Regions from separate parts of the Homo sapiens genome. Here regions 2, 3, 4 and 5 are each linked to region 1. A link is a contact called in ENCODE Hi-C data. All regions are on one chromosome and are shown on one strand. Each heading gives the region's core, a stretch centred on a gene start or an enhancer-like site at or near the end of the contact. The rest is flanking DNA. Distances are from core to core; before and after follow the strand shown. Region 1 holds the start of MMD (monocyte to macrophage differentiation associated). Region 2 overlaps MSI2 (musashi RNA binding protein 2). Region 3 holds the start of COIL (coilin). Region 4 has its middle 54 kb from the start of C17orf67. Region 5 holds the start of NOG (noggin).

What was found. Hi-C counts contacts between places; a loop is a spot of excess contacts on that map. Pooled maps may share reads with other maps.
Region 2: a loop to region 1 is called in a map with no recorded cell type, with 7 times the contacts of the local background. The contact joins the enhancer-like site here to the promoter of MMD in region 1. A Hi-C loop is called at or near these places in 2 of 37 single-sample maps with no recorded cell type and 2 of 50 pooled maps.
Region 3: a map of CD4-positive, alpha-beta T cell shows a loop between it and region 1 (6-fold over the local background). The contact joins the promoter of COIL here to the promoter of MMD in region 1. A Hi-C loop is called at or near these places in 2 of 168 maps with a recorded cell type or tissue (CD4-positive, alpha-beta T cell and CD8-positive, alpha-beta T cell) and 9 of 50 pooled maps.
Region 4: a loop to region 1 is called in a pooled map, with 5 times the contacts of the local background. The contact joins the enhancer-like site here to the promoter of MMD in region 1. A Hi-C loop is called at or near these places in 3 of 37 single-sample maps with no recorded cell type and 6 of 50 pooled maps.
Region 5: a map of naive thymus-derived CD4-positive, alpha-beta T cell shows a loop between it and region 1 (8-fold over the local background). The contact joins the promoter of NOG here to the promoter of MMD in region 1. A Hi-C loop is called at or near these places in 2 of 168 maps with a recorded cell type or tissue (CD8-positive, alpha-beta T cell and naive thymus-derived CD4-positive, alpha-beta T cell) and 4 of 50 pooled maps.

What each region holds. Positions count from the first base shown.
Region 1 is chr17:55,420,334-55,423,742 of GRCh38, reverse strand. MMD (monocyte to macrophage differentiation associated) reads left to right here and starts at 1,908. Exons shown (of 7, transcript NM_012329.3): 1 at 1,908-2,073. The coding sequence starts at 2,048. RefSeq lists a silencer at 1,508-1,967.
Region 2 is chr17:57,355,709-57,359,117 of GRCh38, reverse strand. The region is part of intron 5 of MSI2 (musashi RNA binding protein 2); the gene reads right to left. Among named protein-coding and RNA genes, the nearest start is that of MSI2, 100 kb to the right of the region's middle. Within about 2 kb of position 1,662, at least 23 of the 41 ENCODE cell types and tissues checked have a DNase peak (open chromatin) inside an H3K27ac peak, as active enhancers do.
Region 3 is chr17:56,959,368-56,962,776 of GRCh38, reverse strand. It overlaps COIL (coilin), which reads left to right and starts at 1,727. Exons shown (of 7, transcript NM_004645.3): 1 at 1,727-2,002. The coding sequence starts at 1,758. LOC105371836 (a long non-coding RNA gene) reads right to left here and starts at 1,629. Exons shown (of 4, transcript XR_934875.4): 1 at 1,365-1,629. RefSeq lists enhancers at 1,646-1,695, 1,706-1,845, 1,595-1,889 and a silencer at 2,016-2,125.
Region 4 is chr17:56,778,143-56,781,551 of GRCh38, reverse strand. No RefSeq gene overlaps it. Among named protein-coding and RNA genes, the nearest start is that of C17orf67, 54 kb to the left of the region's middle. RefSeq lists a silencer at 1,012-1,251. Within about 2 kb of position 1,516, at least 2 of the 41 ENCODE cell types and tissues checked have a DNase peak (open chromatin) inside an H3K27ac peak, as active enhancers do.
Region 5 is chr17:56,591,980-56,595,388 of GRCh38, reverse strand. NOG (noggin) reads right to left here and starts at 1,690. Exons shown (of 1, transcript NM_005450.6): 1 at 1-1,690. The coding sequence starts at 1,165. The coding sequence ends at 467. RefSeq lists a silencer at 2,628-2,837.

The sequences.
Region 1 (3,409 bases), core at 659-3,158:
TAAAGTACAGGGATTTCCCACACATACATAGCCTCTCCTGTTATCAAAATCCCCCAACAGTGTGGTACATCTGTTACAATTGAGCTTCCTTGTTTTATTTTTTAACCCTTCTTATGTTATTACACATGGCTATTTTTCATCTATCTTTATTAGCTATCTCCTTTGTTACCTTCCCCTCCCGCACTGATGTTTTAGCCCAGTGGCCCAACATAGCTGATAAGAAGCAGACTTTCATTCCAGGTTCATTTTCCCGATTTAGTGTTGAGGGTGCGGGTAGATGAAGTTTTGTTTTGTTTGTTTTGTTTTAGAGAAGTGTATTGCTTTAAAACAGGGAGAGATAGTCTGACGTACTGAAAGGAGGTGGGTCTTTAAAGTTAGCGAAAGGTAGGTAGGAGCCTTACTTTTGCCTTTGGCAAGTTTATTGACCACTATAAGCCTCAGCCTTATCTGTAAAATAAGTTGGATAATGCCCATCTGGAGGAGCTCTTGGGAAGATTGAAGCATGGAAAGCACCTCTCTGGAAGGTTCAAGGAAAGGGAACTAGAATTATGGGTGACAGAATTCCCTGGCTTTCCAATGCTTTACTGTAGGTCGAATGAGCACTCCTAGCAGGCTGGCCTCATGCCACTTCAGAGTCTCTAGCCTGCAGGCTGGGGGCTGGGTATGGACACGATACCTGGAAGGGAACACATATAACTTCCATCAGTGATCCTGGAAAGGCTCGACAAATCACCCATTCATTCATTCTGTGTGTATGTGTGTGTGTGTGAGAGAGAGAGAGAGAGACAGAGTCTCACTCTGTCACCCAGGCTGGAATGCAGTGGTGCAATCTCGGCTCACTGCAACCTCTATCTCCCAAGTTCAAGTGATTCTCCCATCTCAGCCCCCCGAGTAGCTGGGATTACAGGAGCCCGCCACCACTCCCGGCTAATTTTTGTATTTTTAGTAGAGACAAGGTTTCACCAAGTTGGCCAGGCTGGTCTCGAACTCCTGACCTCAGGTGATCCGCCCACCTTGGCTTCCCAAAGTGCTGGGATTACAGGCATGAACCACAGCACCTGGCCCATTCATTCATTTTTATTTGAACTTCTCTTCCAGGAAGCCCTCTGAGTTTAGGTTTAGCGACAGGACCCTGATTCAAGTCAACTCGTTTATTTGAAAGCTGCCTGGATAAAAATAAAATAAAATAAAAAATAAACTGGAGGATAACATAAAAGGATCCTTGCAGAGGATTCCTCCTTTTGTGGATCTCACTGAATCTCAGAGTTAGAAGACGCTCAGAGATCTCAACTCCCTCAAGGGTCAGACAAGGACAGGTTTTTCATTCTGCCCTGGATCCTCTCACAATAGCCTCGCGGGAGCTGGCCCTCAAAATGATGAAGGAATAAATGAAAGGAGGGATGGAGAAATTAATGATGAAGAAAAAATGAATGAGGTAGGGCTGCTTGTTTGCTGCTATTTTCTTCACAATGCTTTTAAGATTTCCTGGTCCATCTCCTCCTTCACCACTTCTCTCCCTCCCTCGATCTCTTCTCCAACTTGTCTCTTACAGAAGGGCGCCGCGTTCCCGCGCTCCTCCCCTTCCCCTCGCCCCGCCCCTCCCCAGCGAGGCCCCGCCTCGCTGCCCGAGCCCGGCGGGAATGAATGGCAGCGTAGCCGCCGCGCCGCTCGGGGTGCCGATTGGCTGACCGGCGCGCTGACGCGCCGGCGACCGCGGGTGCACGCAGGCGAACAGAGCCGGCGGGGGCGGAGCCGGGCTCCGGGGCGGGGCGCAGGAGCCCCGGGGCGGAGGAGCCGGGGAGGCGGGAGGCGGGAGGCGGGAGGTGTTGGGGCCGTTGAAGCGGCCTCCCTCCCGCCCCCAGCCGCCCGGTCTGGCCCCAGCCCTGTCCCGACCCCCGGCCTGGCCCACTCCGACCCTACCCGGCCGAAGGGTTCCGCTGGACACGCAGGCGGCCTCCGGAGCAGCCCAAGCCCATGAGGGCCGCGCGCCCGGCCGCCGGTGCTGACGAGACGGAGCTCCTGGCCCCCGAGGAGGAGCAGAGGATCAATGCGGTTCAAGAATCGATTCCAGCGGTGAGAGGGATGGCGTCCCGGTCCCGCTGCCCGTGTCAGAAGCGGGTTCCCAAATCCCGCCGTTAAGCGCACGGCTCCCGGCTCCTCACCTGGATTCATCCTGGGTGGATCCCGCACCTTGGCCAGGGATCAGTTCCCTGGGGATTCCCCACCCTGCTGTCCCTGGGCGATCCCCTTCCTCCAAGGATGGGAGCTCCTGCCTCACCCGGGTCTCCCCTCGCGATCTGCGGACCTCAGATGGATTCCCGGCCCCGGGACTCCAAGCCTGTCCTCCTTCCCGGGGATCCCTTTGCTCCTGGGGCTCACCCTCCCGACCCCCATACAGGCTGGGCTCTGGCTCTCTCTGGGAACCCGAACCCCAGCCCCGGGCACCGCCCCCGAGTCCTCCGACCTGGCTTTGGCCTCCATCCCTTTACCTCCAGGGTGGGGGTCTCCCGGGGCGCGCGGAACGGGGTGGCGCCCTGCGGAGAGATTTGTCGTAAAGCGGGGTGCTAGGCATTTTGGGTGCTTTGTGAACGGCCCTAGCAACAGGGAAACTGAGGCACGCTCCGCCAGCTTAGCCCTGCCTGGCCGTGTAGGGGCCTTGCTGGTTCTCCAGCTGAACGTCCCAGGGCGGTGCTATTTTTGGGCTCTGCGAAGGGGCATGTTAGCTTTCGGGTGGCGAGACCTGCTGTGGAGGCGCCGGTGTTAGGAAACGAGGAGGAGGAACCGTGGAGGCGCCACCGGAAGGCTGGCCGACTGCTCATTCACTGTAGAGCTGGTGGAAATGCCGGGCTGGGGGGCGCCGTGGCCTTACTCCCCTCTGGGGCTCCACCGTCTAACAATGGATGGAGGTTAGCCCATGACTCTGAGAGGAACTCCGGGCTTTTCTTTTCTGTTTAAGTGGGTGAAAGTTCACCTCTCCAGGGCATATGGTAACTGCATCCCTTTGTGTGAATTCCCGGACCTTCACCACCAGCATGTTTGCTGGGGGTGCAGTGACAGGGGAAATTTTAAGAAATGCATGAAATCTTCCAAGAAGGTTGTTGAGTTTTTAGACACTACCTTTTATTTCAGAATTTTAAAGTACACATTTTTTTTTTCTTTCCAATCTCCATGCCCTCACTGCCCTCTCACCCATCTCATTCCTCCCCCAGTCCCAAAGGGTAAAGGAGGCAACAAATGCACAGAAGAGTTGCCATGGTCTGGGCCACCAGGAAGGGGATCAGCTTGAAGACTTGGATTGACTTCTGAATATATTGCTTATCAGTCAGGGTGTTGAATGCTTGGCACTGTTCCCCCAGTGGAACTTCATACCGGTGTGTCTAAGGGCAAAATGGAACCGTAGTGTTCTGAC
Region 2 (3,409 bases), core at 413-2,912, 1.9 Mb before region 1:
TTCCTCCGGGAGTGGCGGGAGAAAGGAAGGGGCCCCTGCCACTGGGATGGCAGGACCACCTGTTCACCTGCTCTGCTGAACAGTTCCCATTCTCCCACCCAAGTTCTGGCCAGCAATGGCATCAAGAGACTTTTGTGGGTGAACAGAGTTGCCCTCTATAAAACCAATCGCAAAGTATAAGGAACAGCCCTCTATAAAACCAATCTCAAAGTATGAGGAACACTCCTCAAAAGATGATACGTTGCTAGGGCTGGGCCCTAGCAACATATCATCTTCGATTTCACCTACAATCTTCTTGACCATATTTACATTTTAACATGTACAACACTTTAGGTACAGACACTTCTATAAAACTGTTAGAAGTGCAATGAAAATCAGCACTTCTTTTATTTGTCCTAAAATTATTTTCCTCAAACCTTGTACTTATGGTTTTCATGGAATTTGTGTGACCTTCCCTCTTTTAACCTCACTGGGCCATTTCATTTGCACAATGAAAGCTTTGATCTAACAAACCTCCAAGGCCCCCTCCAAACGCTAATGACTAGGATCTCACATCCCATATTCACCTTTCTAATACATCACTTTCATACTCAACCTTCTCCAATCTCACTTTTCCAAAAGATCCTTGTACTAGTGATGACTTTCTAGGATGACCATTAGTCCATAAGATGCCTTTGCATGAATCAGAAAAAGATGCTTCCTTCCTTCAAATGGACGCAGCCTGGCCTCAGAGCCTTGAGTCATTCAAGGTGTTACCTGGCAAGCCCTTAACCTTAAATATCATTGCAATCTTCAGAAGAGCCAGCTTCAGCCCATGAATGCAACCACCCAGGAGAAAAAATGCCTGAAGGAGTCATTCTGGTTTTACAGGTACAAATGCTGTCCATAAACACACACACACACACACACACACCCCCCCACACACACAGAAAAACCCACGAAGATCTTTCTCTTCTTCCCTCTGCCCTCAACTTTTCACTGATGCTTTTCTTTAAGGGCAAATAGTTGCCAAGGTCTATAACTGCAAGCTTTGCAACTCCCCGTGGGAGCCAAGCCTGCCAAGTGTGGTGCCTCAAATAGCAGCCCCCAAAGCTGTGGGGTTCACTGAGTATCATTCAAGACAGAAGCAGGAAAGCATGTGTGTGACCACAAGACCTCAGAAAGGAGATGGGGCTGTACAGAGATCCTGGCTGGATGATCAAGTCACTAAGGTCAAAGGTAAGGGCAAAGACTCAGTCAAGAGAAACAACAGAGCACCTTCAGCTCATCAAAAAAAAAGATTAATGTATTAATCGGAACACTAAGCATTTCTCCCTTGAGTATTTTCTCTTCCTATTTACTGATCAAATCTTTGTGAATGAAAGCACAATCCTCTTACTGGATCAAGAACGACACATACACAAAAGCCCCTCAACTGAAAAATCAAGTCGGGCAGGTCATGATTTCACCTTTATGTGAACAGGATGCAACCACAAAGGCCTGGATAGGGAGCTGGTGGCGCAGCTCCCACCAGCGTCATCGTTAATAAGTAAGCAGCAGCGGCCTATGCAAAGCTCTCCTCGCCCTGGCAAGCACACTGACCAGGTCTGAGCAGGCACGACCCAGCGGTGCCAAGAAAGCACAAGGTCTGGGGCAGAGCAGGAGGGAGGGGAGGTGTCTGTGTGCTGCCGAATGAAGCTCAAGTGGCTGGATCCAGCTCCGAAGGCCAGAAGCTCTAAGCAGCCCCTTCTACACCACACCACCCACTTCCTAATGTTGTTTTTCCCACCGGCGGTGGACTCTGACTCTGGGTGGCCTTGGGGGTCCTGGAGCTTAAGACCATGCAGAAGCTGTCACTCGGGAGACCAGAAGTTCAGAAGTAGGAGCTGCAGCCGCCTGGGTCTGTGGTTCTTGGCTGCCCCGAGAGGCAGTTCCTCTGCTTGGGGAGAAAGCAGGGTCTTTGTGGCAGTGAACAAGGCTGTCCTCAAGGAGAAACGGGGCCAGAGCTGCTTTGTTTTCTCAGGAAGGCCTGAATCATTAAGGAGAGAGCAAGCTCTCGAGCACACAAGATGAGAACAAATCAGCCCCGAGAAGCGGGGAAGGGTCTACTGAATGGGCCCTGGGCAGCTGGCCTGGGAGGTGCAATGTTGGAGCGTCTCAACCGGTCCAAAATAACCACACCAATTTGCACACGAATAAGCAAACACAAAACCCCAAAGCGAGGACATTCAAAACCGAAAGCAGCTGCTAATCACCTGTTTAATTTTTTTTTTCTTAAATTAGCTGCAACGAAGAATTTTCAAACTCTCAAATACAATACACGGCTTAACATTTTCATACACCTGTAAAACCAGTAAGTTAAATCCCATTACAAAAGACTCCAACTTATAAAGGAGCAGTTCAAATACAGTTCTTATCAAATATAAACAATGGAAAATGATTTAGGCATAAAACATCAGTCACTGGAAATTAACATTTGAAAAAAATTTTTTTACATAAAAACCATCTGTGTATTGAGATGGTGCACTCTGCTAAACCACAGGCCTAATTAGGAAACTAGGAACCAAGGCATTACAGAGCAATGCATTAAGTTTTGTGTGTTTTCGTCTTTGGGGGAGGGGGGATCTTGCTGAAATCTTATCAATACTGTGTTGTTCTTTCTTCTCTGTACATCTAAAATGATGTCTATGTCGGATTGCTAAGAGTGCTTTTGGCTGACAGACAAAACACAACTTGTCTTAGTCTGGGGTGGTTCTCCCTGCTGACGTCCCCACCCAAGGATAATCTGCTTAAGAGTCCAACCAGGGCATCAAAGTTATCAAGAAGATAAAAATGAAGAAACATGCCCGCCAAAAAAGAAGTTATGCAAAGAGGGGAGATCTGGTATGTGTGGGTAGTAAGGTCCAGAATTAAACCTTTCTTTCCCCGTCACTCTCTTTCCTAAGCAAAAGATTAAAAAAGACTGGCCAGGCACGGTGGCTCAAGCCTGTAATCCCAGCACTTTGGGAGGCTGAGGCGGGCAGATCACCTGAGGTCAGGAGTTCGGGACCAGCCTGGCCAACGTGGCGAAAACCCAACTCTACTAAAAACAGAAAAAATTAGCTGGGCGTGGGGGTGGGTGCCTGTAATCCCAGTTACTTGGGAGGCTGGGGCAGGGAGAATTGCTTGAACCCGGGAGGCAGAGGTTGCAGGGAGCTGAGATTGTGCCATCGCACTCTAGCCTGGGAAACATAGCCCATGTCCTAGCCTGGGAAACATAGCCTATGTCATCTAAATGCCACTTTACATCTTCCAAAGTATTTGATGGATATCTTAGTTGATGCACCCAGCTCAGAAACTAAGTCTCAGAAAGGTTAAATGGCACATCCAGGGTCACAGAGCAAGTTATTAAAAGGTGAGCCAGAGTCTGGAACCCGCCAGGCCCTGCCTG
Region 3 (3,409 bases), core at 478-2,977, 1.5 Mb before region 1:
ACAAACAAACAAATAAATAAAACCACAACATACCACAACACATCTACCAGAATGACTAAAAAATAGTGACAATGCCAAATGGTAGTCAGGATGTGGAGAAACTGGGATTACAGGGGTGAGCCACTGCGCCCAGCCGGAAATGCCCAAAAGTTATCCTGTATGGTGTAAAAGGGGAGTAACCCTCAGTTCTGAGGGAAATCCCTGCCCCTTTCCTAGGGATACAGAAAACTCATGAATAATCCATCCTTTGTTTAGCATACAGTCAAGAAGTAACTATAAGTATACTTGACTGAGTATACTTATAGTATGGGCTCGCTGCTCTGTCTATGGAGTAGTCATTCTTTTATTCCTTTAATTCTCTAATAAACTTGATTTTAGTCGGAGGTGGTGGCTCATGCCTGTAATCCCACCACTTTGGGAGGCCAAGGCAGGCAGATTGCTGGAATTCAGGAATTCGAGACCAGCCTGGCCACCATGGAAAAACCCTATCTCTACAAAAAATACAAAAATTAGCTGGGCTTGGTGGCTCACACCTGTGGTTCCAGCTACTAGGAAGGCTGAGGTGGGAAGTCACTTGAACCCGGGAGGCAGAGTGCACCACGGCACTCCAGCCTAGGTGACAGAGCAAGACTCTAAAAAAAGAAAATCCAAAAACCCTTACTTTCAGTTAAAAAATTTTGTTTTCAATTCATCTACTGACTCCCTGGTATCTACAACTTAACTAGTCTAGTGAACTTGGGGAAGTTACTCCTTTTTTTTTTTTTAAGACAGAATCTTGCTCTATTGCCCAGGCTGGAGTGCAGTGGCACGATCCTGACTCACTGCAACCTCCACCTCTTGGGTTCAAGCGATTCTACTGCTTCAGTCTCCCGAGTAGCTGGAATTATAGGCACATGCCACCACACCCGGCTAATCTTTATATTTTTAGTAGAGTTGGGGTTTCACCATTTTGGCCAGGGTGGTCTCAGACTCCTGGTCTCAAGTGATCCGCCCACCTTGGCCTCTCAAAGTGCTGGGATTACAGGCGTCAGCCACTGCTCCTGGCCTCTAGTTACTTCTTAAACTCTCTGAACCTTGTTTTTTTTAAATCCTCTAAATAAGGATAACAGTTCATAATTCCTAACTTTTGTTATGAAAATTAAAGGAGTTAATATATATTATGTGGAGAAATGTAAATTCTAGTTCAAAAAATAGAAGAAATAATGTAAATACTGATTTATTTATCTGGTGAGAAATGCAAGGACATTTTTGTTTGGTGGTGGGTATTAAAAGGCTAAGGTATTTATATTCCACTGGATACATTTGGAAGAATGATTAACAGTGTTATTTCAAAATTTCAACATTGAGAACACACTAGGACTTACATCTTTTTCAACTCATCATGATGAAAAATTTTGTCAGCGAAATGTGTTAGGATTGTTTTATAAAAATCTTTCACGTCGATGAGCAAATATCTTAGAAGACTACTGCTGAGGAGAAATGTTATTTATCCAGAGAGTTGCCTTAATTAGGAGACCCTACATAGCGCCCAGTAGAAATGTAATAAAGGCATTTCACTTATTCCCTTCCTCAGCCCTGCCGTGAACAAAATTGAATGAAATCAACCACGCTCCGAGTTCTCGCCTAGACGCAGCCTGTAGTAGCCAGGTTTCACCACTAGGTGGCACACGCCAAAGGCTCCGGCGGGGGCGAGCCGCCCGAGCACGCCTCTCGGTGGCCCCGTGGTATCTCTCGGCTTCCGTTGAGCACCAAGCAAGATGGCAGCTTCCGAGACGGTTAGGCTACGGCTTCAATTTGATTACCCGCCGCCAGCTACCCCGCACTGTACGGCCTTCTGGCTTCTGGTCGACTTGAACAGATGCCGAGTCGTCACAGATCTCATTAGTCTCATCCGCCAGCGCTTCGGCTTCAGTTCTGGGGCCTTCCTAGGCCTCTACCTGGAGGGGGGGCTCTTGCCCCCCGCCGAGAGCGCGCGCCTTGTGAGAGACAACGACTGCCTCAGGTGCGCGGCGCAGGGAGCGGGACGGCCGGGTGGGCGGCGGGCGGGGGACGCGCCTGCGCACGCCCGGGCCTGAAGCCGCTAGACCTGGTAGTGGAGGGGATGGGGGATGGGGAAGGGGACGAGGGTTGGAGGGGGGTGGGGCTGTAAAAATGCACGTTCGCGAACCCCGGAGATCCTGATTGGTGTAGTCAACTTTGGGGCTCAGGAATCTGCATTTTATTATTATTTTTTATTATTATTTTTTTTTTTTTGAGACGGAGTCCTGCTTTGTCACCCAGGCTGGAGTACAGTGGCGCGATCTCGGTTCACTGCAACCTCCACCTCCCGGGTTCAAGCAATTTTCCTGCCTCAGCCTCCCGAGTAGCTGGGACTACAGGCGTCCGCCACCACGCCCGGCTAATTTTTGTATTTTTAGTAGAGATGGGGTTTCACCATATTGGTCAAGGTGGTCTCGAACTCCTGACCTCAGTTGATCCGCTTGCATCGGCCTCTCAAAGTGCTGGGATTGCAGGCGTGCACCACCGCATCCTGCCCCTATTATTTTTATTTTTGAGACTGAGTCTCATTCTGTCACCCAGGCTGGAGTGCAGTGGCGCGATCTCAGCTCACTGCAGCCTCCACCTCCCGGGTTCAATCGATCCTCCCACCTCAGCCTCCCGAGTAGCTGGGCTTACAGGCGGGCGCCACCATGCCCGGCTAATTTTTTGTTTGTTTGTTTGTATTTTTAGTAGAGACGGGGTTTCACCGTGTTGGCCAGGCTGGTCTTGAACTCCTGACGTTAAGTGATCCTCCCGGCTTCCCAAAGTGCTGGGATTACAGGCGTGAGCCTCCGCGCCTGGCTGGAATCTGCAGTGTAACGAGCATCCTTCCCGGGATGCTTCTGATGACAGGAGAATCAAACTTGGAAAATCCCTGATGCCTAAGGGCAGGGCCAGGCTTTCTTTCAGCCTTGATTTAGCACATCCGCGCTTAGCTAGGCACTGTGCGACTCTGTTGCGTGCCCATGGTGCAGATGTGCCGGAGACCCGGCCTTACCCATGGCGGCCTTCAGGGTCAGGTGCAGGAAGCTGACAAAGGGGAATCGTTGTGTTTTCTTCATAACCTGCTGTTGTCCAGCCTTAGTTCTCATGTGCCCAGTGTCCCCTGAGACTTCTGGTGGCGTATCATTTTGTGTCTCACCCAGACATTTTGGGATTCTCTCAAATAAGTGTCTTGAGTCCTTTTGGGCTGTAAATTGGGAAACACAAAATAATCTTAAATATGCTTTTGGAAGTTAAAAAAATGATAATGAGATGAGTATCCAGGAGCAATTGTAGTGTGAATTGCTGAAATGTGGTTGAGTTGCCACAGTAAGATGATGGTATCTGATCATTCCAGTTTGGATTCATATCTTGGACTGATTTATTC
Region 4 (3,409 bases), core at 267-2,766, 1.4 Mb before region 1:
CGGAGTGCTAGGGGACCTGTGTTTCTCTACGGCAGTGTTGTGGTTCTTGCAACTTGCTTAGCCTCCCTCCTGCCTTCACACCTTCCTTGGACCTTCCCTCAAGGTCCAGTCCAGTTCAGCTTTTATTAAGCACCCACTGTGCGCCAGGCGCGAATGAGGCTCTGAAGGTGATGACACGGTCTATGTCTTCAAGGAGTTCATCAGACACCTCTTCCACAAGTTGCCTTCCTTTTGCGACAGCCAGAATTACTGCCGCCTGTCCTGCATTGCTGTAGCACTTCATCCTTAGGGAACAAAGGAGGTACACGCAGAACAGCTTGGGTTTTTGAGCCCGTGATGTGCAGACTAGAATCCTGGTCTCCTTTTAACTAGTATCCATGGGGTACACACACACACATACACACACAGCCCAGTGCAGTGGCTGAGAGCACTCTGAAGCCAGGCTGCCTAGATTAAACACTAGACTCACGCTCACTAGTTACTTAACCTCTCTGTGTGCCTCGGTTTTCTCATCTGGGAAATGGAGGCAATAGTAGTACTTACAGGGTTGTGATGAGGATTCCACACAGGTAATTTTAATATAGGTAAAGCACTAGAAGAAAGCCTGGCAGACAAGAGCTATGTAAACATTTGTTTATTAAAATCAACACAAATGAATAAAAACATCAGCTTTGTGACCTGGACAAGCCATGTGACAGCTGGGGCCTCAGTTTCCAAATCTGGGGCTATCATCAGGCTCCAAGGGATAACCGTGTGCACAGTGTCTGGTACTGGGAGTCTCCACAAACGCCACCCCCTTCCTTCCTCTCAGCCCTGTGTCACACTGGGACCCTGTCTGTCTTTCCCGTCACTCCTCAAGAGCAGAGGCACATGCCTGAGCAACAGCACAGAGGCACACTGCTTAAGGTTCTCAGGCATCTGTGTTCTCTGGAATTGGACAAGGAGAGCAGAAATTGCTTCTCTGGTTTGGAAGAGCAAATGGACATGGGGTGTATGTGCGCGCGTGCTTGCGTTGGGGCGGGCGGTGGAGACACAGCACCGGCCACACCCCCGCCAGTCCACACAGAGCTGCTCTGTGCAAAGAGCGACTTGACTGCGACTCTGGCCGCCCGGAGCGAGGGCGGGCGCGGGGGCTGCGAGGGCCCGGTCGGCCACTAGGGGTCAGTGTGTCTCCGCCGCAGGCGCCCGCGCGCCGCTTACCTGATTGGGGCAGGCGCCCGCTGACAGCTCTTGACAGTTTGCAACATTTCCTGCCTAACATTAAAAAAAAAAATTAATTAATGTATCTTTCTCCGTAGTAAAGAAGGGAGCCCAGACAACCGAAATAACAAGCCGGCTCTCTTTGCAGGAAAATGCAGAAGGCGGTTAAACCGTCCCGTCCTTCGCATTCCTGGGCTGGAGGAATAAGGATCCAATTGTGGTTTCTGCGCTGGTTATCTTGGTGCCGCCGAGGGGGCCACCGGGGAAAATCTGCTGAATTCTTCCTTTTCTATTTTCTGCCTCGGCGAGGAGGAGGGCGTTAATGCCGGTTGGCAGTTACATGAAACTGAGATGGATGGTAATGGGGTGTGTTAGCAAACAAGGGCAGGAAATAAAGTGTCATATTTTCTGGAGGGTGAACCGCTCCCCGGAGACAGAGCTGCACCAGGCGTCTGCAGAGGAGACACTTTGAAGGAAAAAAAAAAAAACCCTGTATAATCTCTCTCTCTCTTCACTTTCCTGTGCCTCCTTGGTGAGACATAAATTCAGTTTTATCCTCAGTCTAGCTAACAGGCAAATAACAGGGCACAAAAAAAGAAAAGAAAAACCCACTTGGATTTCTACTTCAATGTTCAGTACTTATTCTCTTGTCTCAAGCTGAGTCTGGAGGTAAAGAGAACTTCAGGACTTGGAGGCAGACTTCACAACATCAGAGCTACCTGCCTGGAATCTCGAACTGAGTGTCCCTGGAATCAACTGTGTGTGGTCATCAAGGCCCATCCCCAATCCTACCCACTTGGCAGATAGGAAGCCCTGAAGCTGCCTGCTTGCCGTTGCTTTGTACATGTGGGAAACACCCTCACCCCATTCCTGCATTCCCGTCACCCTCCTCCAAGGCACCCTCTCCGATTCTTTTTGCAAGGACTCAAGACTCCTACTGTCCTGGCAGCCTGCCTCCCCCACTGTCCCTTTCTCTGGAGGATGAGCTTTTTGAAAGCCTGGCTACTGTCTCATTCTTCTTTGTAGCCCTAGCACCTGGCACAGTTCCTAGTGCATTGTTAGGAGGTGCTTAATATATGTTTGTGAGTGAATATATGATATCCCGAACTCCTCTGCTAGAAATAAGGGCCGGTGCATACTGAACATATCATATCCCTGTCCTAAATGCTTTGCATGCTTTCTCTCATTTAATCCTTACATCAGCCCTGTGAGATAGGAACTAGAAATGACGTCATCATCGTCATCATCATCATCATCATCATCCCATTTTACAGATTGGAAAGTTTATCCTTAGCGGGGGCAACCGACTTGCCCACAGTTACAGAACCTGGCAACGGCAGAGCAGGAAGACAGACCCATCAGTCGATGCTTCAGACCTCTCTCTCCTTGGGCAGCGTCTAAATCCCTTGCATGGCATTTCACACTTACTAATTTATGTTACTGTAAATACATTGTGCTCTTGTTTGATCTCCTTGCAAAAATGTAAACTCCTTGAGGTCAGCACTGTGGCTATGGTTTCTCTGTGGCCCTCAAGAGAGAAAAGACCAAATTAGGGCAGTAGTCTGAGTCCTCTGGAAGTGGGCCTTTGGGTTTGTCTTTGCTTTGGACTGGATGGATCTCCATGGGGCCCGACTACTTCTGAACTGTGGAGTTTGAGTTCCTGGGTGAAAATTCCAACTCTACTGCTTGCTAAACTGGACTGTCACTTAAGCCTCTCTGGGTCTTGGTTTCCTCATTTGCAAAATGGGGGTAATAGTAGCCCCTACCTCTCAGAGGTATCATGAGGATGAAATGAATTAGTGTATTTGTTTTGAATGGTGCTTGGCACAAATCTCCACTAAGTGTTAGTGGTTCTTATTTTGAGACACTGGACACAGAATTTGCATTCTTTGCTGCCACTTGTGACCTGGATGTTTGTCCTTATTCAGTTCATCAAATGACTGTGGGCCTCATAACTCCCTCTTTCTCTTTTAAAAAGTCATTCTTCCATGAAAAACGAACAGTACACCAAACCAACAACCTTGCACGTTTGAGAAGACAAAGGAAGACAAACATTTGGCATCCCACCTTAGGCATTCACTTCTTGTTGCTTATTAACAATATATAAATCAACAAGGATATCCATATTAGGCTTGATACTCGATATATTTGGTATATGGCTGCTTTGAGTGGACACACGCTCACAATTAATGATGCCAGCCGGCTTCTC
Region 5 (3,409 bases), core at 441-2,940, 1.2 Mb before region 1:
AAGTCCTCTACAAAAGTTCCCCCGTCTCTTTGTACTTCAAGAAAAAAATAACTTTTCCCCCCTGCTTCGCCATGCGAAGGGCACTGGAATATAAATAGCAGGTTAACATTATTAGCAACAACCAGAATAAGTCTCTCTTTTCTCTGTTCTTTTTTTTTTCTTTTGCTTACTTTTTTTTAAAAATACAGTAGAAGCCGGTAACTTTTAACGTATAATACTGACCTTTTAATAAGTAAATTAAAACTGGGACCGTATATACACACACATATACATTCCTACACAGTTAAACAGTGCATTACAGGAACCAGAAAGCTAGGTCTCTGTAGCCCAGAAAAAAAAAAAAAAAAAAAAAAAAAAGTTCATTGAAAACCCTCGCTAGAGGGTGGTGGAACTGGTTGGAGGCGGTGCAGGGGGCGTCGGTGGGGATCGATCAAGTGTCCGGGTGCGGGCAGGGGGCCCCCGAGTTCTAGCACGAGCACTTGCACTCGGAAATGATGGGGTACTGGATGGGAATCCAGCCGCAGCGCTGGCCCCCGCGCCGCTGACAGCGCCACCGCAGCACCGTGAGGTGCACGGACTTGGACGGCTTGCACACCATGCCCTCGGGCACGGAGCACGAGCGCTTACTGAAGCAGCTGCCCACCTTCACGTAGCGCGGCCAAAAGCGGCTGCCCAGGTCGTTCCACGCGTACAGCACGGGGCAGAATGTCTGCGACCACAGCCACATCTGTAACTTCCTCCGCAGCTTCTTGCTTAGGCGCTGCTTCTTGCCCTGGGCCAAGCCCTCGGAGAACTCTAGCCCTTTGATCTCGCTCGGCATGGCCCCCGACGGCCGCTGCCGCAGCAGCTGGTCCAGCTCCGCCAGGTCCTCCGCGCCCCCAGCTGCACCCCCGCCCCCGCCGGGCCGGTCCTCGGGGGGCGAGGTGGCCATGAAGCCTGGGTCGTAGTGGCCCCCGAGCAGCGAGCGCAGCAGCGTCTCGTTCAGATCCTTTTCCTTGGGGTCAAAGATAGGGTCTGGGTGTTCGATGAGGTCCACCAGGGGCAGGTTGTCGCTGGGTGCCGGGCGGATGTGGAGATAGTGCTGGCCGCCGGCCGGTGTCGCCCGCAGCCCCAGGACCACCACCAGGGCGTAGAGGGTGACCCCTAGGCTGGGGCAGCGCTCCATGCCTCTGGCGCGCGCCCGGGGCTGCTGCTTCGTCCCGCGTCCCCGGAGGAGAGCACGCCGAGCCCGCGGCGCCGCCGCGCTCCCCCGTCTCTCCGGAGGCGGCTCACCCGAGGCTGGGCAGGCGCAGGGCCGGCAGCATGAGCCGCCGGGAGAGCCCTTCGCGCAGCGCCGGCTCCCACCGGGGCGGAAGAAAGGCACACAAGTTGGCCGCAACTCCTCTCCCGGGTCTACTGGGGAAGGCGGCCGCGGCTGGGCATCCGAAATTACTCCAGGGCGACCGCGGGGCGCGGGAGGCGCCGGCTCCTCGCTGCCTTCCCGGGCCGGCGGCGGCGCAGGGCGCGTGGACGAGCCGCTCTCCCCTCCTCCTCTCGCTGCTCTTCGTCCGGCCGCTCTGTGCAAGCGCCGCTGGCTGAGCTGGTTCTAGGGGCACTTCCCTCCGCCTGCTCCGGGCTCCGCGGCCGGCTCTGCCCGGCGGACTCCAGCGGCGGCGGCGGCGGCGGCGTCCGCGCACGTTGGCACCGGTTTGTCTGTCTCGCAGGGTCCAAGCCTTTAAATTTCCTGCACTTTCAGCTCCATCACCATGGAAACCACTGACTCTCTCGGCGTTGCCCCCTCCCCCTTCTTCCCCCCAAACAACAACCCCACCCCCCACTTCTCCACCCCCGAGGAGCTGGAGCTGCACAGGCTCCGGGGGAAGCCGCCTGTACTCGCCGCGGAGGCGGCGGCGGCGGCTTCGGCAGCGCCCAGGGCTGTGCCCCGCCGGACCCAGATGCCCCGGGAAGCCGACAGTCCGGCTGCCCGCCGGAGCTCACAGGCGGCGGCGGCGGCGGCGGCAGCGGCGGTGGCGGCGGCGGTGGCGCTTGGCAGGTCTCCGCGCAATTTTCTCTCTCCCCCACCACCCACCCCCCTTCTCCTCCTCCTGCAAAATGCACCGCCCCCCTCCTTTCTCCTGGAGCAATGCAACTGGGGCTCTAGGCGCCCCGCCAGGGCCAGTCCTGGGGAAAGCTCGCGGCGGCGCTGGAGCCGGGCTGGAGGGTGCAGAGCCGGTGTTTGGGGAGGGGGGGCGGTGCTTGAGGTGGGGCTGGAGGGTTTCTCACTAGCTGGGTGCTTTGCACTGGGAGGGGAGCAGCGGGGAAGTGCTGGGGGCTCGTTTCTCGGTGCATGCAGTTCGGAGCAAGAAATTTCTCCATGTGCATGGAGCGTTTTCCCCGAGCGCGTCTTCTTCTCTCCCGGGCTCTTGCTCTAAGTCCCCTCCCCCCAACACACATATATACACACACACACACACACACACACACAGCCCCTACCCCACCCCCCTTTGCACCAGGGAGTCCGAGAGCCGCAGCGTTGCGCAGCGTGATGTAATTCTTAGGAAGCACTCCTGTCTGTCTGCCCCTCGGGCCCACGAGGGGGTTCCGCTCCTCACCATCCTCCTCCTCCTTGGCCGGGTCCTGCACCCTGAGTGGCCTAGCCTCAGGGGCGCGACTGGCTCGCCTGCGGCTCCCCTAGCCCGCCCGGCTCCGCGCGGCCGCCGCTCGGCTCCCTGGGGGCGGCGCGCCCTCTGCTGGCCCGCTATGAGCCCTGCACCTGGCGCTGGCGGGGGCGGCCGTGCGAGGTGGGTCGGCCGCTGCCCGCTCTGCCCAGTTCAGCTTCTGCTTCTGTGTCCCTGTCACTTTGTGTGTGTCTGCGTCTGCTGACTGGTCCGTTTTGGTTCTGGCTATTTTCCCGAAGGTCTCCAGGCCCCCAGTGTAAACAAACTTCCTGAGATTCCTTCTCGGTCCCCTCAAATTTCACAAGAATGCGTGCAGCACCTTCTGCCTCAGGTAAATCGGTCTCTGGTCTCAGTGGGTGCGAGTGGGGACCAGAAACTTGAAAGGTGAGCTGACAGCAGAGGCACCTGAGTCTTGCCCGGGGTCCACCCTGATATAACTCGGACAAGTCATTTTTCTCACTTTTCGCATTAGTGACGTAACTATTAATAGATTTCTCTTCCAGCCCTACCTTTCTGTGATTTTAAATAAACCTCCACGATGCTTTCTCTTGTTCAGAAGCAGTTTCTCTTTGATGGGAGATGGGTACTGAAGGGACACCTCCGGTTAATTTCCCCTTGGACGAGGAACTCAATCTCAGCTTTAAAATGCAAACTCAGTTTTCTTTGTGGTGAATGTGATTGGAATCTGGAAAAAGCTGGAGAAGAGAGACTTGGAGTGGATGACTCAAGTATTTGCCAGTCTTCCATGGAGT